2 separate regions of the Homo sapiens genome follow, and region 1 is linked to region 2. A link is a loop called in an ENCODE intact Hi-C map of the cell type or tissue named here. Cell type or tissue: PC-9. All regions are shown on one strand. Each heading gives the region's core, and the rest is flanking DNA. Links, peaks and the distances in the headings are about the cores only. Region 1 overlaps COL24A1 (collagen type XXIV alpha 1 chain). Region 2 holds the start of CCN1 (cellular communication network factor 1).

Region 1 (15,217 bases), core at 2,443-10,442, 270 kb after region 2:
CTATTCTACTTGTGCTGGGTAACTGATGATTGCATTTGCCTAGAAGATAAGTGAATGCGTGTGGAAACTGTTGCCCCAAAAGCAGGCAATGCTAAAGGCTGCTGCTGACTCAAGTGACTCTAGAGCCAACATAACAAGAAATAAAATATGCAATTCATAAAAGAAAAAATGAACCTTAATGTACCTAAAATATATATGCAAAATATGTAACCTCCCAAAAATAAGTGGGGAGAAAATGTGATGAACAGATCTCAAAATCTGTTTTCAGAAATCAATGACTCAAATAGCAAGAAAAAAAACAGTAAGAAAGCTATAAGGATTTAAGTAGCTTAGCTAACAACTTGATTTAACAGAAATACTTAGGACTGTTTATTAGCCCCAAAAAAGGAAAAGAAAGAAAGAAAGAAAAGAAAAGAGAAAAAGGAATCTTTTGACAAAATTTGAATATAGTAGTCCTCAAAGAAAATTTTAGTAAATTTCCTCAAAGCAGAAATCATATAGGTCACATCCTCTGGCTATAATGCAATGTAATTAAAAATGAGCAATAAAAATTAAAAATCTACTTAAAAAGAAAGATCCTTTAAGATAACTCTTGTTCAGGAGAAAATAAACTCTGAAATTGCAAGCTATTTATAAGTAAATGATGGTAAAAACACAAACATAAAAATACGGGAATATGGCCAAAGTGGCACTCAAAAGGGAACAGGTAGCTTCATAATGCATTTATTAAATAAATAAAATAAATGGGCCAGACATTTAATTCAAGAAGAGATTAATACTGAAGCAGAAATTAGTGAATCAGAAAACCATTTTAAAAAGTTGAGTGAAAAACAAAGTAGACACTTTGAACTGACTAATAAAAGAGCAAAATATTTGGCAAATCTGATCACCGCAAAGAGTAAACACGATAAAACAACATTAGAAACAAGAAGAACATAACCAAAGGAAAAAAAATTAATTATAAGAAAATAGTCATTTCAAGTTTCACTTACTAAATATGAAAATCTAGTTGAAATTGATACTTTTTGAGAAAAAATTTCAAAAATTTATTCCAGAAGATACAAAATTTGAAAAGAAAGCCAAAGATCTACTGCTAATAAAATAACATTTGGCTCAGATTGTTTTAATAGCAAGTTTTATAAAACCTTTGGAGAACAGACACAATATCTATGTTCCATACTGTTACAGAGCACAGAAAAATATGAAAAATTTACCAACCCATTTTATATGACTTGCTTAACACTTATGCCTAAATCCAATCAATGATAGCATACATTAAAAAAGGATGGAATGAAGAACGATGGAATGAAGAAATAGGCCTACTTTGCTTACAAATACAAATGCAAAACTCTTAAGGTAAACTACATTCAATAAGCTAAAATAAAACTCTTAAATAAAATGTTAAAAAATGAAATCTATTTGCATTAAAATAATAATATAATTAAACCTAAGTAAGATTTATCCTAGGAACTCATGGTTGATTCAACTTTTGGAAATCTATGAAGGAATTTTCTTATATTTACAAACAAAGGAGAGAAAGCATGGGTTTATCTAAACAAATGTTGTAAAAGGATTTGATAAAATTCAACATCTACTATGGGATTATCTAAAAAAATGTTGTAAAAGGATTTGATAAAATTCAACATCTACTCTTGGTCAAAACTCTCATTTAAGAATGAAAATAAATTTCTTTAAACAAATAAATGGTATATCTAAAAAACAACTGTAAACAACACTTGATATTATAAGCATTAGAAGCATTTTCACTAAAGACAGGCCCACAAGACAAGGTTTTCTTCATCATGACTTCTATTCACTGCTATAGTAGAAGTTCTAATCAATGTAGTAATTCAGAGAAGCAAATAAGGGGAGGCAATATTATTTACCTGAAGAATCCCTATGAGAATCATCTACATTCGTTAAAGTGGATATAAGATCAAAATATAATAGCACCAACAGCACCACTAAGTTGATGTAACAGAAAAAGGATTATATTAACACTGAGAATAAAACTCAAAAGCAAAGCAAAACAAAAAAACAAAAATACTAAGAATAAACTTAACAAGAAAGATTAAAGAACAGAGATAAGGGAAATATTTTATTGATGAATATGTAAGCAGATTTGAGTAAATAAAAAGACATATGGTGTTTATAGAAAGATTCAGCATTGAAGGAAATTGAAAGTTCACATGAAAGAGGAAATCATAGCAAGAGTCAAACTTTTTTGTAAAATGAATTATGAAGTATTTGCCCTAACAGAAGGTATCACAATAGTATAGTAAGTAAAATAGTGTGGTATTGACCCAGAAATAGACTACTAGATTCAGAGAATAAAGTAGAAGAAAAACAGACTAATGAATATTTGAGAATTCAGTTTATGGTAAGGGAAGCATTTCAGAAAAGCAGAAAACAGACTGACCACTCAATAAATAGAATTGGAACAACTGTCTATAAGTTTGGAAAAAATAAACTTAGTCTTCTACACCTTATATAAAAAAATACCCACAAAAAAACCAAAAACCTCCATACATCTTAAAGAGTTAAGGTAAAAATAAAGTTATAAAAGTATTAGAAGAATATGGAAGAATATTCTTATATACTTTAGGTAGGGGAGGCATTTCTAATAAAATAAACACAGAAACTGAAAGGGAAAAGACTGACAAGTTTGACTATATAAAAATTAAAATGATCTATACAGCAAAAGATATACAAAATTAAAAGATAAATTGCAGAAAGAAAAGCATTTGTAATATATTTTGTAACATATTTAACAAAAATATATTAATATTTTAAGCATATAAGGAGTGATTGCAAATCAATAAGAAAAAGGCAACAATCTAATGTGCAGTATATATGAACAGGCAACTTCCATAAGAAAAAAGTGCAATTGGGAAAGTGTAAATAGAAAAAATGCAATACACATTCTCACTTATCAGATTGGCAAACATCAAAAGAAGTAATATGAAATGTTGATGGTGGGAGTGCAAATTTGATGAAACCTCTTGGGAAGGTAGGTTGGGAACGTGTCAAATTAAAAAATTAATAACATTATAAAATGTTTTTGTATACAGGTCAAAGACAGAGAAATGCTAGTAATTTAAATGAAAGAAAGTAAGAAAGGCCTAGATCCCAGTAAGGAATAGAATACCGAAAATAAGCCTGAGGCAAACTTTCCTCAGACAACAAATGGATTATGCAATGATCTCTAAAAAGCCTTAGTGAAAAGTCTAGCACTTGTGACATTTAAATGGAGACTACACTAAATGGAAATACGCATGCATTTTGTAAAAAAGCCTATGAAACAGAAGACTCAATTAGATAATCTTTTAAATATTTTGCATCTCTTTCATGCTGACTTTCAGAACAGGTCTAAATACATTCGCAATATAATTTTCCTAATATAAGAGTTCATAAGTATCATGCTACACTTGTTCCTAACATCATGCAAAGTTCCTGAGAAAGATGAAAGATAAAATTAGATGTTAGATTTATCACAATTGGTTAGAAAAATAATATCCAAATAAAGCAGGTTTGTTTCCAACCAGAGAAAGAAAATCCATTTCAAGTAAACCTAATTTTCAAAGCAATTTGTCAACCATGACAGCATAGTTTTATACAGATACTAAATCCCAATTTTAAGTGCTGGCCATATAAAATTTCCTAGTTTGGTTAGGAGTTATAATCTTACTTTTTAAAACCTCATTTCATATTTTATTTCCATTTTCATTTTTTTCTCTTTCCTTTTTCATGTCCAGAAACCACTAAGCCGTTTAAGTACTGTGGAATGCTTACAATTCTCCACATCCCATGGAGGTAGATTATTTTCAATGGAACTATTGCTTTGTCTGTAAAGCTAATCAAGGGATGAAACTTTAAGGGCATGGATACGTTTCTTTCCCATCCACAGTGACTCAATTCTGGAAGCAAGTCAAATACTGACCACAGCACCTCTAGTTCCTCTGGCACCCTTAGGACCACTTTTCCCAATTTTTCCAGGAGGACCTCTGCTTCCAACTTCTCCTGTGGGTCCTATTTGTCCTTTATCACCCTGTGGATGACATTATTAAGAGAGAAAAGCAAGAAAAAAATTTATACTTAGATTAATTAACTATATCATATTCCTGAATAGCTCCTGAGGATTATCTGGTTAACAGTATTACAGATCACTATTAACAACAATAACATACCATCACTATATAAGTTATTTTAAAAATAAAAGTAATTTTGGAAAAAGATAAAATAAAAATTTTGACCAAACAAGCAGGGGGCATCTGGTGCTCATGTTGAATCCAAATAACCGTTTTTTACTTTTGAATTTTGCTATATATGTATGTAAGTATGCATGTATGTGTTGTTACTATAAGAAATCATAAGCTCTTTGGAAAGTCTGTTTCTATAGAGAATTTCAATGCAACAAGGTCTGTTCAATACAAAAAGAGCTCCAGTGTGCAGTTCTGTACATTCAGGATCATCACTCATTGGCTTGGAGTATGCCTTGAAAAATCTGCAACATTTTTACATCACTTTACATCTTTCAGAAAACTAATTATCTTCTGTTTTCTATTAGACACACTGACCTTTCTTTTTTGTTGTTGTTTTTTTTGAGACCAAGTCTCACTATATCACCTAGGCTGGAATGCAGTGGCAAGATCTCAGTTCACTGCAACCTCTGCCTCCTGGATTCAAGCGATTCTCCTGCCTCAGCCTCCCAAGTAGCTGGGATTACAGGCACCCATCAACACGTCCAGTTAATTTTTGTAGTTTTAGCAGAGACAGGGTTTCACCATGTTGGCCAGGCTGGTTTCGATCTCCTGACTTCAAGCGATCCGCCCACCTCGGCCTCCCAAAGTGCTGGGATTACAGGTGTGAGCCACTGCGCCCAGCCAACAAACTGACCTTTCTTTAGCACCAAAATATAGCTGTTCTTAAACAACATTGTGTTATTCTTCATTTTCCTAAGTGAGAACCAACCTGTTCTATTATTGATAAACAAGAAGATACAAAGAAAAACTACTGTGAACACAGTTGGACAGGAAATTTTTGGGATTCATAACAGCTAAGAGGCTTTATTTTATTTTTCCAGGGGTGCAGGTTGTTATTATACAAAGACTTGCACTGTCTCACTATGAATGTTGATTTTAGTAAAATATTTTTAGTAAAATATAAAGTAAGCAAATAAAAATATTCTTGATTTGTAGTTCTTCATATATGGAAAAAATAAAACCAACTTAGAAAAACACATTGACAACAAATAATTATAGTTACATTCTCTTCCCTCAAATACTTTACTAAAGTTGTCATTGAAAAGCACAAATGGTATAGTATTTTCCTTTTATCTTTCTTCTTGCCCATGGTCTACTAAAAGAATTTTTGGCAAACAAGAGAAAGAAGGAAAAGCCAAGATTTTTTACAAACTACAAAATGGAAAATTTGCCTTCAAATAATCACGATAATAAGTACTCCTAACTGAAATTAAATATTAATTTATATAAATGTATCTTTTAAAGCAACATTTATAATTCTTTACTACTTTACTATCTAGTCCAAATTAAAAACATTACAGCAGTCTATGGAGTTCTGGGCACATCAGAAGAAAGAAAACCTGCATAAGAAGATGTAAAAAATTACCTTTTTTCCTGGACGACCTCTTTGCCCTGGAATTCCCACAATTCCTTCAGGTCCCTAAAATATTCAATATAAAAAAGGAAATAAATGGTTAAAGAAAAGATGAGATGGAGTATTTGAATACTTCTATCAGATAATCACTGGATTGGATTGGACGAGAAGTAAAAATGAGGGTTAATTTTCACATTATTAGGTTTGTATCATTTAAAAAGAGGTCACAATGACTTAGAGGTGTAGCTGTTATTAGCTATAAAGTTCACATGCACAAACTGGCCAAGAGAGTCTTAATTACACTGTTCATTATTCTAGGTGGAACATTACTTAGATTCAGTATACCCATTTTAATTAGAGAGAATGTAATTAAAGTTAACCCATGCCTTCTACGTCACAGGCTGTAAAACACGTTTAACTAAAATAAAAAAGTATAAACCCAAAGGCATCCATCTCAGCATTTCTATCAGCTACTGGGAGCTCAGCATCTTGTGGAAAGTACAGGACTTCTGCCTATCCAATGAAGTCTCCACACACATATGAAAGAAAGTACAGAGTATAAAATACATCTAGTACATGGTCAAGGAAAATTTCAATGTGTCTAGTACGTGGTCAAAGAAAATCTCAAAATCTCACTGGAGTAGAAAGAGTTAAAGAGATATTCGTTGATCTGTGGGAAAAAAAGAAGGAAATACAGAGAGAAAAAGGAGGTAATCATATAAAACTTAAAAATAATATTTTCATTTCAATTTGTCCTTTGTGTAGCTAAAAGTATATTAAAAGTTTTCAATATACACTTTTTTTTAAGTAAAAGTGGGGCACTATATGAATTTTCAGGTAAACAATGGTTAGGCTTAAGTGAGTTCCACAGTAAGCCAGGTTGCAAGTTCTAAAATGGCTAATAATTAATCACAACATTCCCTGCATTCGCTGGAAATGAAAATAGAAATCTCAAATTTGTGTCCCAAAAGCTTGGCAAATTGCAAAAATGATGTAGACAAGAAATAACTTGTGGTTTACCACTGTGCTATGTAGGCTCTAGATAAATATTTGTTGAACGAATAAACAGATACCTAAGGAAATGACTCATACCCTATGCTCCTGAGAAAATGCTCTTCTAGCCTCAGAAAATCACTGAATTTAGAGGCCAAAGCTGTTGTGCTCTATTGCTGTAGTTATAGCTGCATCCAGAGGTAGAAATGGTAGTTGCACTAACCTGAGGACTTCTTTGAAGTTAATGAGGCCTTTCAAAAAGAGGCTGATTAATCTTCATAGAGATTAAAGGTGTGAGCTTTTAAAAGTCAGACTGCTCCCATTTCATATTCTGGCTCTGGCACCTAACACCTACCTATACAGCCGTAGGTAGATTATTTAATTTCTAAAGGCCTCAGATTCCTGTTAAATAAAAGAGGTATAAAAGAACATCTTCAAAGACTAAGAGCAAATAAGAGAATGCATGTAAACTTTAGAAAGGACTAGACTTATGATGAAGAGCTCAAAATATGCTAGTCGTTATTAACTTCTGCTGTTTATTAAAAGTGTATTACACAATATTTAAGTACATGTAAAGATGTTAAAAGGTACAATGAAAGCCCGTTTACCTACATCTACTTTAAGAAATAGAACCAATATATGTGTATGTCTATGTGTGTGTGTGTGTGTATATATATATATATATATCTACATATATATATACATATAATTGAAGCCCCACATTAAACATATACTTATCCAAACTCATCACCCTTTTTCCCTACTCAGGTGCAATCATTGTCTTGAATTTTATTGTTCCTACACATTTCTTAATAATTTTACTCCATTTGTATCCCCAAGTAATATGTATTTTGTATCTTTAAAAATTTTTAAAAAGCAGTATCATACTTTATGTGTTCTCCTGAAACTTCTTTTTAACACATTTTTGTTTTGAAATTACTGTGTCTTTAATTCATTTACTTAAAAAAATGCTACAGGATTCCATGTTATTATCAAACCACAACTTAAGTATTTTTCCCGTTGGTTAATGTTTTGGTGGCTTTCTTTTGCTATTACAGACAATGCTGGAATAAACACTCTGTACTTGTCTCTATGTGCTCATGTCAAGAGTTTTTATAGGGTATGTACCCTGGAATTGAATTGCTGGGTTGTAGGATACATGCATCTTCAAGCATATCAGATATTGTCAAATTGTTCTCCAAAGTGATTTTGCCAATTTACATCCTCAATGGCAATGTTTAAGAGTTCCACTTACTTCATATTTCCTATAATGCTTGATCGTATGAGACTTAAAATGGGTGCAGAATGATGTTATCATTTCAATTTATGTTATTGGTTATTATGGAAAAACGTATAGCTACTCATAAAGTTATCGGACATCTATATCTCTATGTGAATTTCTGGTTCCTATCTTGTGCCCGTTATTCTACTGGGCTGTCTTATTTAGTTACATGTATATGTTTTTATACATACTTATATTTTGTTCATTCCATATATCACAAATCTCTTCTCCCAGCTTGTATCTTATTTTCTCACCTTGTTTATTACGACTTTGGACTAACACAAGTTTGCAATTTTAATGCAGTCAAAGTCATTAATATTTTCTTTCTGTTTCTTTTAGTGCTTTGTTTTAAGAAATCTTTACTGCTTCCCCTTTCCTTATAAGGTCATAAAATATTATCTTAAATGTTCTCCCAAGAGTTTTAAGATTTTGATTTTAACAGTTAAGCCTTTAATCAATTGGAATGTAATTTTGCGGGGTGTGTGTTTGTGTGTGTGCGCGCACGTGCGCATTTGTGTGAGGGAGAGTATTTTTTTTTTCATTTGGATAACCAATTGTACTGGTATCATTTATTAAATTGTTCATTTCCTTATAGATCTGTAGTGCATAATCAATTTATCAAAAATCAAGTTTCAAAATATACTTATATCTGATTCTACATTATCTTCAATTTCCATTGGTCTGTTTGTTTATTTGTGAATGAGTATGGCACTAACTAACTTAATTACTCTAGCTTCAATAATAAGTTATATCAGATAGGTCAGATTCTCTCTTCCACCTCCTCCACAACCATCCCACCTCTGCACAACTTATTCTTTAAAGTTGTCTTAATATTGGCCCTTTGGTTTTCCACACAAATTTTTAAATCACTTTTTATCAATCAAGTTTTATTAAAAATCCCATTGGGATTTTGGTTGAAATTGTATTAAGTGTATTCATTAATATAGGAGAAGATTGATAATTTTATAATATTGAGTTTTCCTATCATGAATATAAAATAACTGTCCATTTATTTAGTTCTTTAATAAATGATTATAATTTCTTTAATTGCAAAAATTTTCCACACCATTTTTACAAATATTTTGTTTAGATGTATTGCTAGGTACTTAATTTTGTGGCTAATTGTGTTGGAAATTGCATTTAAAAATATCTAACTGCTCATTGCTGGTGAAAAAGAATGGAACCTATTTTTGTATATTACTTTTATTTATTTATTTAGAGACATTGTCTTGCTATGTTGCCCAGGCGGGACTTGAACTCCTAGGATCAAGCAATCCACTCACCTCAGCCTCTCGAGTTACTGGAAGTACAGGCGCATGCCACAGTAACCACAGTATTATGTTTTATTTTTTCTATCTAACTTTTATTTTAGGTTCAAGGGGTACATGTGCAGGTTTGTTATGTGGATAAATTATGTGTCACATGGATTTGGTGTACAGATAATTTTGTCACCTAGGTAATTGGCATAATATCTGATAGGCAGTTTTTCAGTCCTCACCCTCCTCCCACCCTTCACTCTCAAGTAGGTCCTGATGTTAATTGTTCCTTTCTTTGTGTCCATGTGTACTCAAGGTTTAGCTCCAACTTAAAGAGAACATGTGGTATTTGGTTTTCTGTTCCCACATTAATTTGCTTAGGATAATGGCCTCCAGCTGCATCCATGTTGCTGGTTAAGGACATGATCTTGTTCTTTTTCTATGGCTGCATAGGATTCCATGGTGTATACATACCACTTTTTTTTTTATCCAGTCCACTGTTGATGGAGATCTAGGCTGATTCCATGTCTTTGCTATTGTGAATGGTGCTGCGCTGAAGATAAATGCGCATGCATCTTTATGGTAGAACAGTTTATATTCCTTTGGGTATATACCCAGTAATGGGACTGCTGGGTTGAATGGTAGTTCTTTTAAAGTTCTTTGAGAAATCTCCAGACTATTTTCCACAGTGGCTGAGCTAATTTACATTCCCACTAGCAGTGTATAAGTGTTCACTTTTCTCTGCAACTTCACCAGCATGTTATTTTTTGACTTTTTAATAAAAGCCATTCTGACTGGTATGAGATGGTATCTCATTGTGGTTTTGATTTGCATTTCTCTAATGATTAGCAACATTGAGCATTTTTTCATCTACTTGATGGCCAAATGTATGTCTTTTTTTGAGAAGTGTATGTTCAAGTCCTTTACCCATTTTTAATGGGTTTGTTTGTTTTTTGCTTATTGATTTAAGTTCTTTATAGATTCTGGATATTAGACCTTTGTTGGATGCATAATTTGCAAAAACTATCTCCTGTTCTTAGGTTGTCTGTTTACTCTTTTGACAGTTTCTTTTGCTGTGCAGAAACTCTTTAGTTTAATTAGGTTCATTTGTCAAGTTTTGTTTTTGATGCAATTGCTTTTGGAATCTTTGTCATGAAGTCTTTGCAAGGGCTGATGTCCAGAATAGTATTCCCTAAGTTCTCTTCTAAGGTTTTTATAGTTTTAGGTTTTATATTTAAGCATTTAATCCATCTTAAATTGATTTTTGCATGTGGTAAAAGGTAGGGGTCCAGCTTCAATCTTCTGCATATGGCTAGCCAGTTATCCCAGCACCATCTACTGAATAGGGTAAACTTTCCCCATTGCTTGTTATTATCGGCTTTGTCAAAGGTCAGATAGCTGTAGTTGTGTGGCTTTATTTCTCGGTTCTCTAACCTGTTTCATTGGTCTGTGTAACTGTTTTTGTACCAGTACAATATTGTTTTAGTTACTGTAGCCTTGTAGTATAGTTTGAAGTCAGGTACTTGTGATGCCTCCAGCTCTATTCTTCTTGCTTAGGATTACTTTGGCTACTTGGGCTCTTTTTTGATTCCATAAGAATTTTAGAATGGCTTTTGCTAATGCTGTGAAAAACGTTCTTGGTAATCTGATAGGACTGGCATTGAGTCTTTAAATTGCTTTTGAGAAGTATGGCCATTTTACCAATATTGATTCTTCCTATCCATGAGCATAGAAGGTTTTTACATTTGTTTGTGTTGCCTCTGATTTCTTTCAGCAGTGTCTTGTAATTCTAATTGTAGAGATCTTTCACCTCCCTGGTTACTGTATTCCTAGGTTTTTGTTTTTTTTTTTTGAGATAAAGTCTCGCTCTGTCACCAGGCTGGAGTGTAGTGGTGTGATCACAGCTCACTGCAACCTCACCTCCTGGGTTCAAGCGATTCTCCCGCCTCAGCCTCCTGAGTAGCTGGGACTACAGGTGTGCACCACCACGCTCAGCTAATTTTTGTATTTTTAGTAGAGAAGGGGTTTCACCATGTTGGCCGGGATGGTCTTGATCTCTTGACAGCGTGTTCCACCTGCCTCGGCCTCCCAAATATTCCTAGGTATTTTATTCTTTTTGTGGCTATTATGAGTGGCATTAAACTCTTGATTTGTTTCTCAGCTGGGATGTTATTGGTGTATAGAAATGCTATTAATTTTTGTACGTTGATTTTGTATTCTGAAACTTTGCTGAAGTTGTTTATCAGATCTAGGAGCCTTTGAACAGAGACTATAGGGTTTTCTAGGTACAGAATCATATAATCTGCAAAAAGAGTTTGACTTCCTCTTTTCCTATTTGGATGCCTTTTATTTCTTTCTTTTGTCTGACTGCTGTGACTGAGAGTTCCAGTACTATATTAAGTAGGAGTGGTGAGAGTTCCATCTCTCAAGGGGAATGCTTCCAGCTTTTGCCTATTAGGTATAACATTGGCTGTGGGTTTGTCATAGATGACAGTTATTATTTTGAGGTATGTACTTTCAATGTCAAGTTTGTTGAGGGTTAACATTGAGGCACGTTGAATTTTATTGAAAGCTTTTTCTGTACCTATTGAGATGATCATGTGTTTTTTGTTTTTAGTTATATTTATGTGATGGATCACATTTATTGATTTACATATGTTGAACCAATCTTGCATCCCAGGAATAAAGCCTACTTGATCATGATGGATTAGCTTTTTGATGTGCTGCTAAATTCAGTTTGCTAGTATTTTGTTATCGATTCTTGCATCTATGTTCAACAGGGATATTGACCTGAAGTCTTCTTTTTTTGTTGTTGTATATCAGAATGATGCTGGCCTCATGCAATGAATAAGGGAGGAATCCCTCCTATTCAATTTTTTGGAATGGTTTCAGTAGGATTGGTACCAGCTCTTCTTTATAGCTCTGGTAGATTATGGCTGTCAATCTGGTCCTGGGCTTTTCTGGTTGGTAGGTTTCTAAGTCACTGATTCAATTTCAGAACTCATTATTGGTCTGCTCAGGGTTTCAGTTTCTTCCTGGTTCAATCTTGGGAGGTTGTATGTTTCCAGGAATTTATGAATTTCTTCTAGGTTTTCTGGTTTGTGTGCAGAGAGGTGTTCATAATAGTCTCTGAGGGTTTTTTGTATTTCCGTGGTATTGATGGTAACATCCCCTTTGTCATTTCTGAATGTGTTTATTTGGATCATCTCCCTGCCTGTTTTTCTTTATTAGTCTAGCTAATGGTCTATAAATCTTATTTATTCTTTCAATAAATGAAGTTTTGGTTTTGTTGACCTTTTGTATGTTTTATTCTCATCTCCATTTTGTTCAGTTCAGCTTTGATTTTGGTTATTTCAGCTTTTGGGTTTGTTTTGCTCCTGTTTTTCTAGTTCCTCTAGGTGTGATGTTATGCTGTTAATTAGATATTTTTCTAACTTTTTAATGTAGGTAGGTATTTAGTGCTATAAACTTCCCTCTTAACACTGCTTTAGCTGTATCCCAGAGATTCTTGTATGTTGTATCACTGTTTTCATTAGTTTCAAAGAATTTCTTGATTTCTGCTTTAATTTCATTGTTTACCCAAAAGTCTTTCAGGAGCAGACTGATTAATTTCCATTTAATGGTATAGTTTTGAGAAATTTGTATTCTAATGATTCCCTAATTATATCACCTGTTCTCACTCCATCACTGACTTTCTGATTACCCTACCTAATGATAGCTCTTTGCATTTGTATTTGGTATGTTAAACTTTACGCGTCCAAAACCAAAGTCTCTAAATCCCTCCTCCTAACCCTAAACTGCTTTCCTCCTACTCTTCCCCACCTCCACTGTAATAAGGCAAAATTTGAAAATTAGTAAAATGGTTTTCTTTCTTGCCTCTTTGAATATGAGGAGTTTGCCTGTTCAGCCTCAGGTGTCTGTACGCCCAAAGGCTGAATGCCTTAAAATAATATTTTTCTGTTTTCCTTGTTTCCAACTTTTAACATTTCATGAGTTGAGTCTGGAGCACCTAGCACACAAAGCTGTCCTGTGATAGAGAAGACACTTTCCATGTATTACCATAAGGCTTTTACTAGATGATAGAAGGATGAGGATATGACATAGGGGAAGTAAAGAGAAGCATGGAGGTTTTGTTTGTCTGTTTGTTTTGGCTCCAGGAGAATGTGGGAAGGCAAAGGAGGAGAGAGAGACATATTTTCCTTTTTCTGAGTTTTGTCAGAGAGAGATCTTTTTTGCAATTACTCATTTGGAATTTGAAAGGTATCTTTTGTAGATATCACCTGGTGGGTAGCCCTGTCAATATGGTTACTCAACAACAAAGTCAAAATGAGGAAGACCATATGGTTAAATTTTCCTGAGCTACTCTTCGATTCCTATATGATGTAGATGGCAACTCAGAAACAGCTGGGAAGTTTGTGGCAGGGACAGGGTGATCACTACTCTAGGAATATATAGCTCTACAATAAGGGCTGGAGAGCAGGTTTCCTTGGCTAGTACTGAATAAGGACCACAACAGACCTCAGAGACATCTATAGAAATTAGTGGGACCTGATGTGAGACCAGTTCAGCAAGGGAACCCTCTTCTCCAAAAAAAAAAAAAAAGAAAAAAAAAAAGACAAAGAAAAAAATGAAAATTACTAGATGTAAACATCATCAGCAGAAACCATCAGGGTAGGCGGTGAGGGAAGATTACCCTGTCCCAATTAGCACAAATAACACCTGCATCAATATCCAAGGCATCCTCATCCTTGCAATCACAAGACACACAGACTCAATGTTGGAAAGGAGTAAAAGAGAGAGGTCAAGGACTGATACACTTGAGAGACTAAGCATCTTGATAGTCTGAGCACCTGAAGAAACTACTACTTTATATGATTAGATTAAGTTTAAGCATTCAACTGAGTCAGATTTTAAATTTTCTCTTTGCCTGCTGCCATCCCCCGCAACCCCAATGCATTCCACTAATCAGTAAGTAGGAGCTTGTGAGGAAAACCAGATGAGCCAGAAATAAAGAAGTTACATATTTGCACATCTGTAAGTACAAATTTGTTGCTCTGTTACACATTTAATGGCATGATTATCCACTCAGTTGCTCAGGCTAAAATCTAGGGTTTATTATTTATTACTTTATCCCATCTTCTCAACATCTAAACCAGGAGCAAATTCAGTTAGCTATGCCTCTAAAATATGTCTTGAATCTGATCATTATTCACTATCACTGTGTTTTCTCATTCCAAGCCACCAACATTTTTCATCTAGACTACTGCCAAAGCTTTATAAGTGGTTTGGTCCACTTTTAACCCCATAGCTCACTTCTTCACAATAGCCCAAATAATCACTAACAATTTTAATCATACCCTTCTGCCTGTTCAAAACCTTCCAAATGACTGTCCATTGCAATGAGAATAATCACCAAACCTCTTATCATGGTCTATAATTCCCTATGATCTGGCTCCTACCATTTCTCTGACATCATGTTTTCCAATTATTTACTATAATCTAGATACAGGGCTCTTTTTCATTTTTTTCTTTTCTTTTTAAAACCCCTTCTGCCTTAGGGCCTTTGCGTTAGATATTCCCTCTATTTAGAAATCTCTTTTCCTCAGATAATCACATAGGTGGCTTTCTCTATGCTTAGGTGCCTGGCTCAATGCAGCCTCAGGTAGTACTTCTGTGACCACCCTAAATAGGTAACCCCTTTACCTGGTCACTCCACATCCCAATAACATATTTTCTCCTTATTTTCTCCCTCCTTCCTTCCTTCCTTCCTTCCTTCCTTCCTTCCTTCCTTCCTTCCTTCCTTCCTTCCCTCCGTCCTTCTTCCCTCCCTCCGTCCCTGCTTCCCTTCTTTCCTTCTTTCCCTTTCCTTTCCTTCTTTTCTTTTCTTTTCGGACGGTCTTGCTTTGTCACCTACGCTGGAGTGCAGTGGCATGATCATGGCTCACTGCAGCCCCGACCTTCCAGCAATCTCAAGCAGATCCTCCCACCCTAGTAGCTGGGACCACAGGTGTAAGCCACCACACCCAGCAAATTTTACAAAATTTTTGGTAGCGATGGGGGTTCTTTATGT
Region 2 (15,217 bases), core at 4,231-12,230:
GCTCAGGCAAGGGCCCTAAGGAGAGAACCCTTTTTCATTGTTTAACTTGTTTATTATCAGACTCTCATTAAGAAACTGTGGGCCACAGTTACTGAAAACACAAGCTAAAGACACATTTAGAACAATATTTAAGTGACAGATTCACAGTCAGTTGTTAAGGGGAAGTCAAGAAGTTGCAGGCAACTTCCTGAACTTTAAGGCAGATTTCATGAAGGACAAATACCATGCTCTCCCCGAAAGGAATGGTCTTTGAAACAGGTATTCTGCTCTACCTTAACAACCCTGCCCCCTTGCACCAATTACTGACATCTAGCAAAGCTTCAATTTTCTCATCTTTTTAATGGAAATAAAATATTCATCCTACAGAGTTGTTTATAAAGATCTGATGAGATTGTGTATACTAACCATTTAGCCAATGGGAGGCAAAGCCCAGGCCCCATAGATGCTTCCAACTATTCCTATGTCTCCCAAGTGCTAAGGCCAAGTGTCAGCCGGCACTAACGCTCAGGCATGGCATTTTTTACCTCTCTGATTCCTGGGGCACTTGAGTGTACCACTCCTGAGCTGGTGCAATCCTATCATCTCATAGATGAGGAAACCAAAGCAAAACATCACATGGCTCACCACTGCCTGTAGGCAAAGTCCCAGTGCCATGAGAGGTAAGCCCATTTGAGTGGTTTTTTAGATAGTCACTGGTGTCTCAGTGCAGCCAGAATACCTGGCTGGATGGATCCTTTTAATCATATCATCTATATACCATATACCAAAGAATTTTATTGATTTTATAACTAGAGTTCTAAAGAATAGAAAGTATTCTCTAGAGAATAAGACTAGCTCATTCTATGTTAATTGCAGTGAAAGTAAAGATAATGATGGTGCTTGGCAGTAGGAATAATTGTAATTAAGCACTTACTATGTGCCAGGCATCAGGCTGAGCAGTAAATATGTCTTATGTCTTCTTTCACATAGTAAGTCCAACTGCTTGAATACTCCCTTACACTCAATCCCCAAGACTTGCAAAAATTTGTCACAAATAAATCACTTCAATCTCTCTGTAGAATCTGTGTGCTCATCTACTGTGCCCAGAGCAAATCCTTTCTAAATTCTGGATGTGCTACGTGTGATGTTAGTGGTTGGTTAAGAGACAGGTATCTCCAGAAATAAAACACGAAAGGCAGAGGTTAATTGCTGATTCTCTCAATCTGGAGCCAAGCCATTTGATAATGACTTACAATTATTATATTTCATATTGCTCAATCATCTCTAGAAGATGGATTGCAGGGTGTGGTGGGAGAGGTGCCTTCCAGTCCTTTCCAATAAAATGTTTCTGTGTTATCACAAAACAAGAAGTTCTGTAAGGTAAGGGAGTTAGGAATGCTGGCTTCCTGTGGATAGATGCCAAGTGGAGAAAATAAACAGATAAGAGTTCCCACGGGATATGGATGCCCTAAAAAAGTGTTTCCTATCATATTGCCAAGGCAATGCCAGCTGCTTACATCATCAATTCAGGGGGACAGGAAGGAGGGAGACAGAGTAGTGGCTGGAGAGTGGATGAAGTAGAAAATTTGTAAAAAGCCAATTCCAATTTTCTTAATAGGTTATAAATTCCTACAACCAAGAGGTAAGTAGCAGCCCTGACTCTTAAACAAAATAAAGTCTAGTCAACTTGACAATTAAATGGAGCCCAGGGTGCTGTTCCCTACAATTTCACAGGTGGCTGGGAGTTATAGAATGCTGGAGCAAGACAGATTCTTAGAGATATTCAGTCCAGAGATCACAAATGGCACCCACAGACATTGTCTTCTTGGGTTTTCCAAGGATTAGTCTAGATGGCATTTTAACATTGTAATTAATTGCCAACATTTTAAAATTTTGAAGACTTCACATAAAAATTCAGATCTCTAGTATCTCTTTTTAAAATGAGAAAATATGCAAACAGTGAACCTACATTTTCACCTAGTAACCATTCAGCCTCTCATAGATGGTTCCAGTGTCCCCATGGTTCCCAAGGCCAAGGCCAAATATCAGCCAGCACTAATCCTGAGTCATGGCATGGTGTTACCTGGCTGAATCCTGCAGGCACTTGAGTGTGTGTCCTCTGAGCTAGGAGAATCCTGTTATCTTATAGACAAGGAAACCTAGGCAAAAAGCTCACATGGCTCACTCTGCAAAGTTCCAATGCCATGACAGCAAGGCCATTCGCAGATGGTCCCAACTGACATCTCTTGCCAGTTTTCAGAAGGAATCCTATGGTCCAGTGCATCAGACTGATTGTTATGCCCAGTCAAGGCCTTGTTCCCTTCCTCTCAAATGTCCTGCCCTGCTATCAAACTCCTGTTCATCCTTTCAGCCCCAGATTAGTCGTTCCCCCTAACTCCTCTCAGGCAGTGAAGTATCCACACAGCATTTATGTACCCACTTCTGCAATATGCCTTACAGTCCTGCGGGGGACGTTCAATATTAAAATCCTCTTTCTCATGTCACCAGTACCTAGCACTATGCCATGACACATCACAAGCTCTGAATAAATCTGGGATTCAGGGAAGGGTAAATACATTGTCCTCAAATATATGGGTAATTAGTCCAGGCGCTATGGCTCATGCCTGTAATCCCAGCACTTTGGGAGGCCGAGGCGGGTGGATCACTTGAGGCCAGAAATTCGAGACCAGCCTGGCCAACATGGTGAAAACCCATCTCTCTCTCTCTCTCTATATATATATATATGTAATTAATTATAACATAGTTGGGGAGAAAACGGGTTAAAAACAGACGGGGAGCCTGGTGCAGTGGCTCACACCTGCAATCTCAGCACTTGGGGAGGCCGAGATGGGCAGATCGCTTGAGCCCAGGAGTTTAAAACCAGCCTGAGCAACATGGGGAGACCCCATCTCTACAAAAATTAGCTGGGTGTGGTGGCATGAGCCTGTAGTCCCAGCTACTCAGGAGGCTAAGGCGGGTGGATGGCTTGAGCCCAGGAGGTCAAGGCTATGGTGAGCCTAGATCATGCCACTGCACTCTAGCCTGGGTGACAGAACCAGACCATGTTACAAAAAAACAAAACAAAACAAAACAAAACAAAACCAACAACAAAAACAGACTGGGTCCACAGTGAACACCCAGACTGATGAACCATCAAGTAAGTGATGCTGAAACCTTTATCTCAATGACAAATTCAACTCCTACCAGGCCAAGCCTTATTCCAGAAGTAGGGATTGCCTGAACAATGTGGCTTATGAGGTGTCAAAAGAACCCCAGAGGTCCTAAACATCTTCCCCACCAGCCTGCCAAGGTGCTTAAAGACCACTCTATATATGTATCTGCATTAAGACCTTTTCTGTTAAAATACAACACTCCTTTTCTCCCTCCTTCCTAAGAGCCAGTACATTACGCAATTCTCAGGGGTTAGCACAGCTTCAGGTAATTTATCAACTATTTTTTATATCTGATGCATTTCACCTAGACTATTTGGGTAAGCTGTGATAGAGTTAAATAAAGGTAAATTTCCAGGAGAAGAGGATGGGCCTGAATGTCTGAGGTAAGAGATAGAGAGTAGGCAGTATAGCACAGTAGTTAAGTGTGAGACCTTATGATCTGGGCCCAAATCCAGTTTCGCTGCTGGCTAGGTGAGTGACCTTGGCTAGTCACTTACCTTCCATGCCTCCATTTCTTCATTTAGATAGAAAATGGTGTTACTCAGGAAAGGGAACATCACACACTGGGGCCTGTTGTGGGGTCAGGGGAGAGGGGAGGGATAGCATTAGGAGATATACCTAATGTTAAATGATGAGTTAATGGGTGCAGCACACTAACATGGCACATGTATACATATGTAACAAACCTGCACGTTGTGCACATGTACCCTAAAACTTAAAGTATAATAAAAATAAATAAATAAAATTTAAAAAAAAAGAAAAAAAAAAGAAAATGGTGTTACCAAGATGACCTGCTTCAATGGGGCATCTGAGAATTAAACAAATCAATATATAGAAGGCATTTAAAATGATGCCCAACCTATGTGAACCCTATATAATGTGTTAATTTCTGACTAATTTATTAGAGGGGATGACATGAGATTTGGCCCTGAAAGGAGCTGCTCTGGCTTTACTACTTGCTGCCTCCTTTCCCAATTTACTGAGAAGCAGGCAAGGTCCCGAGAGGATGAGCAGCGTCCCCAAGGCCACAGCCTACTGATGGCAGAGCCAGGACTTCCTATCCAGGGCTCCCCACACGCGGAACTTCTCGAGGAGGAAGAGGGGAAGGGGTCGTGGGAGGCCAGGAGAAACCGAGAGCCAGCTTTACCATGTGTCCCTTCTGGGGATAATGGAATCCAGGCCCTTCGGGGCTTTTCCCCAGAGCTGGCTACACGTCCCGCTCTCGGGTGCGCTTGGTGTCCACGCAAACGCCATCCTCCGAACATCCCCCCGCCCACACACACACATACACACACAGCCCCACACCCTTGCGCCGGACGCACCCTCTACGTCTGGCACAGCACGGCAACTCGCTGCCCCGCTGGGAGGACTAGTCAACAGGGGGGCGGACGGGAAAAGTGACACAACTGGGCCGCGGCGCCCTCCGCGCCAGCCTCCCACGCAGCGCAGGGCGGACTTCGGCCCTCAGAGGGGTGAGGACTGGGGCCAAACTGCCCGGGTCTACCCCGCCGCCCGCAACGCTCCGGGGTCCCGCGCGGAGGGAGGCCTGGGCGCGGGCCGCCGCGGCGCACTTTTCAGGAACGCGGCGGCCGCAAGCCTGCCAGGCCGGGTCGCAGGACAGCCGCCGCCGCCGCCACCGCCACCGCCACCGCCCCCCGAAGCTAGATGACGGAGTCTTGAAAGACTTTCACCAAATATGGGCCGGGGCTGGAAACGTCCTGCGCCGCGCGCCGCCGGAAACCTCGATTCTTGGCAACCGCGGTGACTGTGGGCGCGCGGGCGGGGTGGCCGGCAGGGGGCGGCGGTAGCAGCCGGGCAGGCGCGTCCGGATGCCTCGCGTCCCGCACCCTCTCGCGGTGCGGACCCTCTCCGCTCCCTCCGCAGGGGTCCCGGAGCCGACCGCCCTCTCCGCGCGTCGGCCACCCAGTTCCTGCCGCAGCCACCAGGATCCTGGCTTCCTGGGGCTCTCCTGGCTGTCAAGCCAAGGGGATGGGGGCGGGGAAATGGTAGAGGAGAGAAATGGGATGGTACGGGGGCGCCACCTTAAAGCCGGTCTTTTGCAGACACCATTAAGTTCTGTTCATTAAGGTGGCTTTGAAGAGTGGAGTTGTGAGGTTGGGTGTGCAGCCGAGGATCTATGAAGACACACACACACACCCCTACTACAGGCACTCCGGTCGTCCAGGGCAGTGGTGCTCAGGGTGTGATCTCCGGACCAGCAGCATCAACATCACCTGGGGACTTGTTAGAAATGTAACTAATCAGAAACTCTGGGGTGGGAACCCAGAGAACCATTCATTAACTAGCCCTCCAGGCGACTCGGATGCACGCTAGTCTGAGAGCCTTCCTAGGGCTAGGAAACTGGAGTCGCCAGATTTACCGTTATTATTCTCGGTTGCCGCCAGACAGTGAGCCCTTCATTAGGTAACCTAAAATTCCCTGGCAGCAGCGGTTGAGAGACGTCCCCATCTCTCAGCCCGAAGCCAGGAGCTGCAGAAGACAAGTAGCCCCTTCTCCGTGGATTGCAATCCAAGGCAGCCCAAGGAAACAAGGCAGTCCGTTATTTCCTCCTGGGGCACCCGTATGGGGAGGGTGAAGGAGAAACTAGCAAAAGAGCCATACAGAATTAGCACCCGAAGCAACACTTACCCATAAACATTTGCACATTTCGCCTCCTGTCCGTCAACTTGGACTGATCTGCGGCTCCCAGCGGAGGCGGCGAGAAGGCGACGGGAGGCTGGGGTTTCTGGACGGTCTTTGGGCAGGACTTGAGGAGCCGCTGTTTCTCTTGCCTAATGTCGTCGATTACTAGCAGGCGCAACAGCACATGGTATATGGAGAGGCTGTGCACATAGGTTACTCTAGTGTCTCCCGCTCCCACACCTCCTGGCCCTGTTGCTCCAGCTTCCCACCCCCATCCCACAACACACCCCCTGCTTTAAATGGGCAGCTGACGGTAAGGTTCTCTAAATTTCTCTTCTGGGGCAAACTCATCCTCAAGATTCCCCAGTTGAAGTCCAGAAACAAACCCACACACCCTTGTTAAAAAAACTTTAATGTGATTTTAAAGGAATCTCTGGAATGGCGTGTGTTTGAACGCAGTGCGGCAGACTGGATCTCTGCCGTCCCCCATCCCCAACCTCCAATTAAGGTATATACGGCCAGTTGGATGATCCACTGTGCTTTTATTTTAAATCATGATGGACAGATTGCGTGAAAAACAAGGAATTCCAAAGAATTTCCTGCTCTGGGAAGAGAAGTTAAATCTATATTTAACAACATTTGAAGCTGTCAAGAATGCTTTGTGGTTGGATAACAGAGGCAGAAAAATGTTAAAAACGCAGGCTACTGCTATACCCAAATATGGAAATATTGTTACGTCTGGTGTCTGATTCACCATCTGGAAATACTTACAACCATGAAGTCAAATAGAAAAGACGCCACAACAGAAGCCAGGAACCCTCCTCTCCATTCTCTCTCTAGTTCAACCAGTACTGTCCCTGCACCCCTCCTCCCCCCTCCCGCCCCCCGTCACTTCATTAAGAAGGAAACAATAATGAAATGATAAGGCAGGAAAAACAGTGTTTTGTAAATAATAATTGATGTATTAACCTGTGTACGTGTTGGGCCCACACTTTCCTCACTGTATTTGCATAACACCTGACAATCCATTGTCTTGAAAAGTCTCCCACCCCTAACCCTCTAACAGAGCTTTAGAGATCCCACTCCCTCTAGCAAATGCTGCTTCCATTTATGAAAGGGCACTTTGGAATGAATGAAACTGAACTCCTTCCTGCAAGAATTCTCTTCACTGGAGTGTGTTTTCATCCTGACAGATTCTCATTGTGCTTATCAGGAAAGTCAGCATTAGCACTAAGGGCCTTTTCAAGCAAGACTGCTAAATTATGAAGTCTGAATAGCCTTAAACATTAAAAAGGATAAGTAGTTATCCTAGAGCATATGAGTCTTACATGATAATTTTTATTAAAATTATGCAAAAAGTTTTTGAAACTTGCAGGGAAAGTTTATCAATCACACTAATGGTATTGGTGATGTTCAAGTAAATTGTCTTGTGGTGGGGTCTTCTACTGAGTGTGTTGCAAGTAGAACGGGATCTTAAAATCTGCTGACATTTTTACTGCAAAATATTACATCCTAAATCTCTTTTCTGTACTTGGAGAGAAGGGCATTGCAATTCATTTAAAATGGGAGGCTTCCAGTGGTCCCTAGGAAAGGAGTTAAAAACCCCACAAAATGTCCAGCTTGAAGGAGTCTGCTTTTCCCAGAGATTCATAGGGCACAATGGTCCTGGAATCTGGTTTGGCCTTGCGGTCTTTGCAGGTGATGATTTCAGGCCACTCCACGGTGGTCTCCTGCACTTCTGGCTGGCTGCTTGGTTAGCATAGCCTCCTGCCCGCGGAGGGAGGCGGGAAGGGCTTACCCCGTCTCCTGCATCCGTGAGGAAGTATAAGTCAGCCTCCCGGAGAACTCCCCGCGTTCGTTTCCTCTCGGACTTCCAACCCAGGCAGTGGGCTGGAACTAAAGTGGGAACCTCCAAAAACAAACAAGTACAACATACCCAAAAGAGGGAAGGGCTGGAGGAGTGGGGGAGACCTCTGCCTGGGAATTTGCCAGACGATGGGCAAGTTTCCCCCCGCCCCACCCCCCCCCCGCCTTTTCATTCATAAATGCCACTGTGGGTATTAATTTGCAATTCACTGAACTTTGCTAATAAACATCATGCCAAAGCTTTGGGACTTGTTCCGAACACGCCTCTTTGAAGTCCACAAATATTCCTGACTCAGAGACACACTCCTCTTCCCCGTTCTACTCTTTCAACAGATAACTTGCCTCTCACCTTCGCTGTAAAAAAGCAAACAGCTCACTGCCTTCCCGGGTGAGGGCTTCAGTGGCTGCCCGGTCAACTCGCATCACCAAACAAAACGACTTTTGTTCCTCCCTCTCAGGTCCTCCCACCCACCCAGTCCAGGCAAAGTTCTGAACTGGCCCCCCTCGCCCCTCACGACCCTCCAACTACCATCACCACCATCACGCCCCAAAGAACCCTTCCCAACATAAGTCGTAATTTAAGGTGGAAAAAACGAACTGTTTTCTTGACGGGTCTGGGACACACACACACACACACACACACACACACACACCCCCCGAACTGTTTTCTTGACGGGTCTGGGAGACAGACACACACACAGACACACACACACACACACACACACACACACACACACACACACACACACACACACAAAGGTGCAATGGAGCCAGGGGAGGCGCTTGGCAGCAGCCCGCGCCAACCAGCATTCCTGAGATGTTTGAGAATTCTGGAACGCGCAGACAGAGCCGACGTCACTGCAACACGCGGCGCCTCCGCCGGCCCGTATAAAAGGCGGGCTCCGGGGCGCCTGGGCAGACCGCGAGCGAGAGCGCCCCCGAGCAGCGCCCGCGCCCTCCGCGCCTTCTCCGCCGGGACCTCGAGCGAAAGACGCCCGCCCGCCGCCCAGCCCTCGCCTCCCTGCCCACCGGGCCCACCGCGCCGCCACCCCGACCCCGCTGCGCACGGCCTGTCCGCTGCACACCAGCTTGTTGGCGTCTTCGTCGCCGCGCTCGCCCCGGGCTACTCCTGCGCGCCACAATGAGCTCCCGCATCGCCAGGGCGCTCGCCTTAGTCGTCACCCTTCTCCACTTGACCAGGCTGGTGAGTTGGACTCTCCTTTTGCCACCTATTCCCCGTCCGCTCTCCAGCCCCTTCCCCTGGTCCCAGATTGCCCACGGCAGGAAAAGTTAAAAAGTTCGCGATCGTTTGCGGGTAGCCGTTTCTTTAAGCACTCTCCCCCTCCCCCCGAAGACGTGTCGGGACCTCTTGGTGGGAGCAGCCTTCCGAGGTGGCCGGGCTGGACGAGATCAGAGGCTCCCCGTCGATAGGGTCGGAGACCCCCGTCCCTCACTGCGGCAGCCGCGGCGCCCCTCCTGCGCACCGCGCCGAGTCTCACGCGTATCTTCTCCCCCTTCCAGGCGCTCTCCACCTGCCCCGCTGCCTGCCACTGCCCCCTGGAGGCGCCCAAGTGCGCGCCGGGAGTCGGGCTGGTCCGGGACGGCTGCGGCTGCTGTAAGGTCTGCGCCAAGCAGCTCAACGAGGACTGCAGCAAAACGCAGCCCTGCGACCACACCAAGGGGCTGGAATGCAACTTCGGCGCCAGCTCCACCGCTCTGAAGGGGATCTGCAGAGGTAAGATGCTTGTGGTTTGGCCCCTTTAAAAAAAATACTAGTCCCCATAGTCCAGAAGTTTAGTAATTCTGAGACCATGTATGGTGATGCTTTGTTGTTGGTAGCTTGGCAGAAAGGCACATGATTTCAGCAGTCTGGAATGCAATTCAGTGTGTCTGGGCCCAACGAAAGCGCATACGGAAAAGTGATTCCTGACTAACTTATTGTTCTGGTCTGGAGTCTCCGGGGAATTGTAGGGAACTTTACCATAAATTGAATTTAACAGCAGAAAATATGTATGAGTTTCAGGCGGTGGTTTGGAATCTTAACTTTATCCCCTTCTACCTTTCTCTTTTGGTGATCTTTGCAGCTCAGTCAGAGGGCAGACCCTGTGAATATAACTCCAGAATCTACCAAAACGGGGAAAGTTTCCAGCCCAACTGTAAACATCAGTGCACATGTATTGATGGCGCCGTGGGCTGCATTCCTCTGTGTCCCCAAGAACTATCTCTCCCCAACTTGGGCTGTCCCAACCCTCGGCTGGTCAAAGTTACCGGGCAGTGCTGCGAGGAGTGGGTCTGTGACGAGGATAGTATCAAGGACCCCATGGAGGACCAGGACGGCCTCCTTGGCAAGGAGCTGGGATTCGATGCCTCCGAGGTGGAGTTGACGAGAAACAATGAATTGATTGCAGTTGGAAAAGGCAGCTCACTGAAGCGGCTCCCTGGTAAGTGGAGACTGAGCACTTCAGACACTGTACTGAGATGCATTTCTGGTCTAAATCTTTGTAGAAATGAGTGCTTGAGCCTGTTTGTGTCGGTATGCCTCTGAGAAGTCTTCCCTCTTATATGTCTCTAGTTTTTGGAATGGAGCCTCGCATCCTATACAACCCTTTACAAGGCCAGAAATGTATTGTTCAAACAACTTCATGGTCCCAGTGCTCAAAGACCTGTGGAACTGGTATCTCCACACGAGTTACCAATGACAACCCTGAGTGCCGCCTTGTGAAAGAAACCCGGATTTGTGAGGTGCGGCCTTGTGGACAGCCAGTGTACAGCAGCCTGAAAGTAAGTTCCTTCAGGGACGTGTAGACTGTTGCCTGGCAGGTGGGTGGGATGTGAACATCTTTTTGAAGAAAGAGAAATATCACCCCTAACTTTCCTTCTCTCCTTTCTCTTACAGAAGGGCAAGAAATGCAGCAAGACCAAGAAATCCCCCGAACCAGTCAGGTTTACTTACGCTGGATGTTTGAGTGTGAAGAAATACCGGCCCAAGTACTGCGGTTCCTGCGTGGACGGCCGATGCTGCACGCCCCAGCTGACCAGGACTGTGAAGATGCGGTTCCGCTGCGAAGATGGGGAGACATTTTCCAAGAACGTCATGATGATCCAGTCCTGCAAATGCAACTACAACTGCCCGCATGCCAATGAAGCAGCGTTTCCCTTCTACAGGCTGTTCAATGACATTCACAAATTTAGGGACTAAATGCTACCTGGGTTTCCAGGGCACACCTAGACAAACAAGGGAGAAGAGTGTCAGAATCAGAATCATGGAGAAAATGGGCGGGGGTGGTGTGGGTGATGGGACTCATTGTAGAAAGGAAGCCTTGCTCATTCTTGAGGAGCATTAAGGTATTTCGAAACTGCCAAGGGTGCTGGTGCGGATGGACACTAATGCAGCCACGATTGGAGAATACTTTGCTTCATAGTATTGGAGCACATGTTACTGCTTCATTTTGGAGCTTGTGGAGTTGATGACTTTCTGTTTTCTGTTTGTAAATTATTTGCTAAGCATATTTTCTCTAGGCTTTTTTCCTTTTGGGGTTCTACAGTCGTAAAAGAGATAATAAGATTAGTTGGACAGTTTAAAGCTTTTATTCGTCCTTTGACAAAAGTAAATGGGAGGGCATTCCATCCCTTCCTGAAGGGGGACACTCCATGAGTGTCTGTGAGAGGCAGCTATCTGCACTCTAAACTGCAAACAGAAATCAGGTGTTTTAAGACTGAATGTTTTATTTATCAAAATGTAGCTTTTGGGGAGGGAGGGGAAATGTAATACTGGAATAATTTGTAAATGATTTTAATTTTATATTCAGTGAAAAGATTTTATTTATGGAATTAACCATTTAATAAAGAAATATTTACCTAATATCTGAGTGTATGCCATTCGGTATTTTTAGAGGTGCTCCAAAGTCATTAGGAACAACCTAGCTCACGTACTCAATTATTCAAACAGGACTTATTGGGATACAGCAGTGAATTAAGCTATTAAAATAAGATAATGATTGCTTTTATACCTTCAGTAGAGAAAAGTCTTTGCATATAAAGTAATGTTTAAAAAACATGTATTGAACACGACATTGTATGAAGCACAATAAAGATTCTGAAGCTAAATTTGTGATTTAAGAAAACAGCGCTTCATGTTCATCAGAATATAAAGCCTAAGGGTCTCCATCACTCTGTGAGATGGCTATAATAATTTATTATTTTAATCACCAGGTTAGTGGGCATGCCACTTTAGTAGAGTAGAGAAACCCTTTAATGAAAAGGGGTAGTCCATAACTCAGGCTGCCCACATCCAGACCCATGGGCAAGATTGAATATAATTAATGTATTCTAAAGACTTGCTTGTTTATAACTTTATATTTTCCCAATACCGTTCCTAAAAATTAGAACTACTTAGAAATTTACCCTTGGCTGTTATGAGGAAAAATCTGAGTCTATAGGAGTCAGTTTGTTTTCACTAAATGAGCTTGAAGCATGACTTGTGTTAATCCTAATAAGCCGGTGATTAGGTAAACATGCTGTTAAATGCAAAGGAATGCAAGGAATTTCAACTACTTTTCCAATAGCGTGAGGGCCAAGCTACCCCATCCCCCTTTCCTTTTTATAATATACGTTATATTGATGGGGGAGGGAGCAGTTATATAGAGTTGGCTATTCAGAAGGTCAAAGGTCCAGAGCATTCCTAAAAGAAAGGGACCCAAATCATAGGTCTAGGAGAGGTTGAGAAGGCTGTGTCAATGTTTGTGAAAATGTCAGTAGTCTGTTTCAGAAGCATCTTCATCTTTAGAAAGCGCTGACAATAAACCTTTTATAGGGAGAAGTTTTCCTTTCATCATCACTGTTGGCTCCTGTTCAAATCCATAGTGAAATATTTCAGTCCGCACTTAGTTAAGAGAGTACTTGAGTTTTTAGGCAGAAGAGAAAGTGCTTTTAAAAGGAATGGAGGAGGACAGCTCCTGGGATCCTGAAGGGATTTTTCCAAGTAGATTAAATAAGATCCATACTTTAATGAAGACCCACAGAAAAATACTGCCTAAGAAATGGTTTTAAAGCCTTATGGAAATGCATAGAGGTTAATATAAATGCACTAGTAAAATCTATGGCCAAAAGCCTTCACTTCTGATTTTGACTTGCCTGAAATATTACAGCTTGTGCCTTCTGAATAGTCAGGTTTCTTGCCTGAGACATTCAAATGTTAAGGTATTTGAGAATTTAAACATCAGCTGGCCCAGTCGTGGATGCAGTTAAACTTGTCAGTGCAATGTAACGTGTGAAACATAATAAAGGTGTGAGGCTTTTGTGGTGCAATCTTGTTGAACAGACATCTAAATCCATAGGCAAGATTTACACATTCCCAAGCATCAACCCTGAAGTATTGCTCTCCAACACTGGAGTCCAACAAATTGCTTCTTATGCAGAGATCAAGGAGCAATATTTTACAGATCCTTTCAGTGTGCAGGGAAGTAGTATTTGTCCAAATAAGCTCAAATGTGAAACAGAACCTAGTATGGGAAAACACTGAATCTTTGGGTTATTAATTTCATCCTAGTAAATATAATGAGGGTGATTGAAAGTGCCAATTCCATTTACAATAAGTGTGTTCAATTAATAAAGAAGATGAATACAAGCAAATTATGTCTTTTGTTTAGCTATAGAAAAACCTGAAGAAATTAAAAGTAGTGGAGAATAAAATTATGATATTTAGAACACGTAAGTTTTACCTACATCCAGAATGGAGCTCTGCCCACTTTAAATATTGAGAAAACAAACCAAAAATTATGCATCTGCATATATGAAATAGAAGTTACATATAGAAATATTCATTATAATATATATGTACCTTCCCATGCACAGTAAAGACCTTGGGTTGTTCTTGCTTTTCAATCCAAAAGATCCTGGTGGTCTTGAGCTATTTTTTGGTAGAGATTTTAGAACTGAGAGAGTGATCTCAGAATCTTAGGCATTCCACGAATTTTAAGAAATACTCTATGGGACATTGAGCAGCACAGCAAGTAGTCTCACTATGACTATTTTTTCATATGAACATATGTGTTGTCTGCTCCACAAAGAGATGCAACTGAGTCAAAATTAGCAAAGCATATTTTAGAGTTATGTTTTCCAACAGAGGGAACAGACTTGGTTTGTTCACAACCTCTTCTTGCAGCCTTCTGGCACTACTTGAAAGTCAGTTGAGCAATAGCAGTGGTTCAGTATGACCACAGTACAGAGCAAAGCTATGCTCTGGGCAGAATGGCAGGTGATACAGTGGAAAGAATCCCATGGAATCATGTCTTTTAGCACCAGCTCTGCCATGAATTCACTAGGTGACTCTGGGCAAGTTTCTGTTTCACTCCCTCATGTTAAAGTAGGAAAATAGCTTTCAGCATTTTTGTCACCCCAAAAACCCTTTCTCATACACCCACTTCGGTACATTGGCTCTCATACCTTAAAACTTTTATCTCCTCAAGTAACCACATGTGTGAACTGAAAACTGCTCAAGGCTTTCTGTCATCAAATGCACTTGTTTCCATGAAGCGTTTGAAAATGTATTGTGGCTAGACCCCTTCCCCCCCCTTTACTTTCTAAAGCACCCTTGGTTAGAGGACACAGCAATTCCTGGATCTCAGAGTCTACAGGTCCATACTTTAACCTCACTGTATAGCCCTATCCAGGCCTCATTAACTCCTTGCCCTACACAACTGATGCTTTAAAACAAAGCATATTCTGAAACATGACAATGATCCATTTGTCCTACAAATAGATTAGATATAGCTGTGACTTTCTCCATTGGTGGTGGGCAATATTCATCCATGTAATCTTATAAACTACAATTAATAAATACTCAGATGCATTTGTTACTGCTTTGCTGTTTCCATATATTCTGTTCATATATTCTGAATCTACCCCTTTCTCATCTCCAGAGCAAACCTCTAGATGAGACCACCATCATCCCTTGTCTGAATTACCAGAATGGCCTCCTCATTTATAGCATATTGTATTTTCCAAAGGTGGCTGCAGCAATATCTCCCACTCCATGTGCCCTTCTGCAATGTGCCTCTGTTGCTCCCCCATTAATGGGGGGGTCTATTTCTCCACCCTCTTGGATGTGGGTGAGCTCTTGACCTGTGAATGTGGAGGAAGCAATGCAATGTGGTACAAGTTCCACATGCAGTACTGGCTAGGAGTTCCTCCATCTTTTCTCTTAGAAATGAGCTTCCATGTAAGAAGTACAACTACTCTGAGACCAGCAGACTGTGAGAAGCTGAAGCCACATGGATAGGCCTTAGAGAATGAGTTGCCATGTGGAGAAAGAGAAAGGACCAGGAGCACTTGGGCATTACACCTGTCCATGAAGAAACCATCTTGGAAGTGAATCCTCCAGCCTCAGCCACCCCAGCTGATGTCTTGTGAATCAGAGATGAGCTGCCCAGCTGAGTCCTTCCCATAGTTCCTGACCCACGAAATAGTGGGCAAACCAATACGGTAATTATAAAGAAATAAGTTTTGGGTTTGTTTGTTACATAGCAATAGATAACCAAAATATCATTGGTTTCCAT

What was found. Peaks named below come from ENCODE experiments on the same cell type or tissue, not always from the same donor. Only the 100,000 strongest peaks of a DNase experiment are listed, where the experiment ranks them.
Region 1: a loop joins it to region 2, with 21 times the contacts of the local background. A loop is called at or near these places in 5 of 110 quality-filtered maps.

What each region holds. Positions count from the first base shown.
Region 1 is chr1:85,843,725-85,858,941 of GRCh38, forward strand. It overlaps COL24A1 (collagen type XXIV alpha 1 chain), which reads right to left. Exons shown (of 60, transcript NM_152890.7): 38 at 5,629-5,682; 39 at 3,941-4,048. Among named protein-coding and RNA genes, the nearest start is that of ZNHIT6, 140 kb to the left of the region's middle. In PC-9, for the core only: a CTCF peak has its summit at 6,810; DNase peaks (open chromatin) are centred at 3,177 and 6,707; H3K27ac peaks cover 1,338 bases.
Region 2 is chr1:85,572,183-85,587,399 of GRCh38, forward strand. CCN1 (cellular communication network factor 1) reads left to right here and starts at 8,579. Exons shown (of 5, transcript NM_001554.5): 1 at 8,579-8,865; 2 at 9,183-9,396; 3 at 9,746-10,102; 4 at 10,234-10,442; 5 at 10,558-11,768. The coding sequence starts at 8,803. The coding sequence ends at 10,860. LOC124904208 (a long non-coding RNA gene) reads right to left here and starts at 4,864. Exons shown (of 2, transcript XR_007066201.1): 1 at 4,844-4,864; 2 at 1-3,722. It also overlaps a transcript of DDAH1 not described here. RefSeq lists silencers at 4,618-4,817, 4,928-5,207, 8,560-8,689, 9,120-9,179, 9,190-9,239 and 1 more and enhancers at 5,688-5,747, 8,147-8,669, 8,400-8,449, 9,716-10,237. In PC-9, for the core only: CTCF peaks have their summits at 5,017, 5,217, 9,217 (motif pointing left), 10,461 and 1 weaker place; DNase peaks (open chromatin) are centred at 7,969, 8,459, 10,339, 12,189 and 4 weaker places; H3K4me3 peaks cover 5,968 bases; H3K27ac peaks cover 5,801 bases.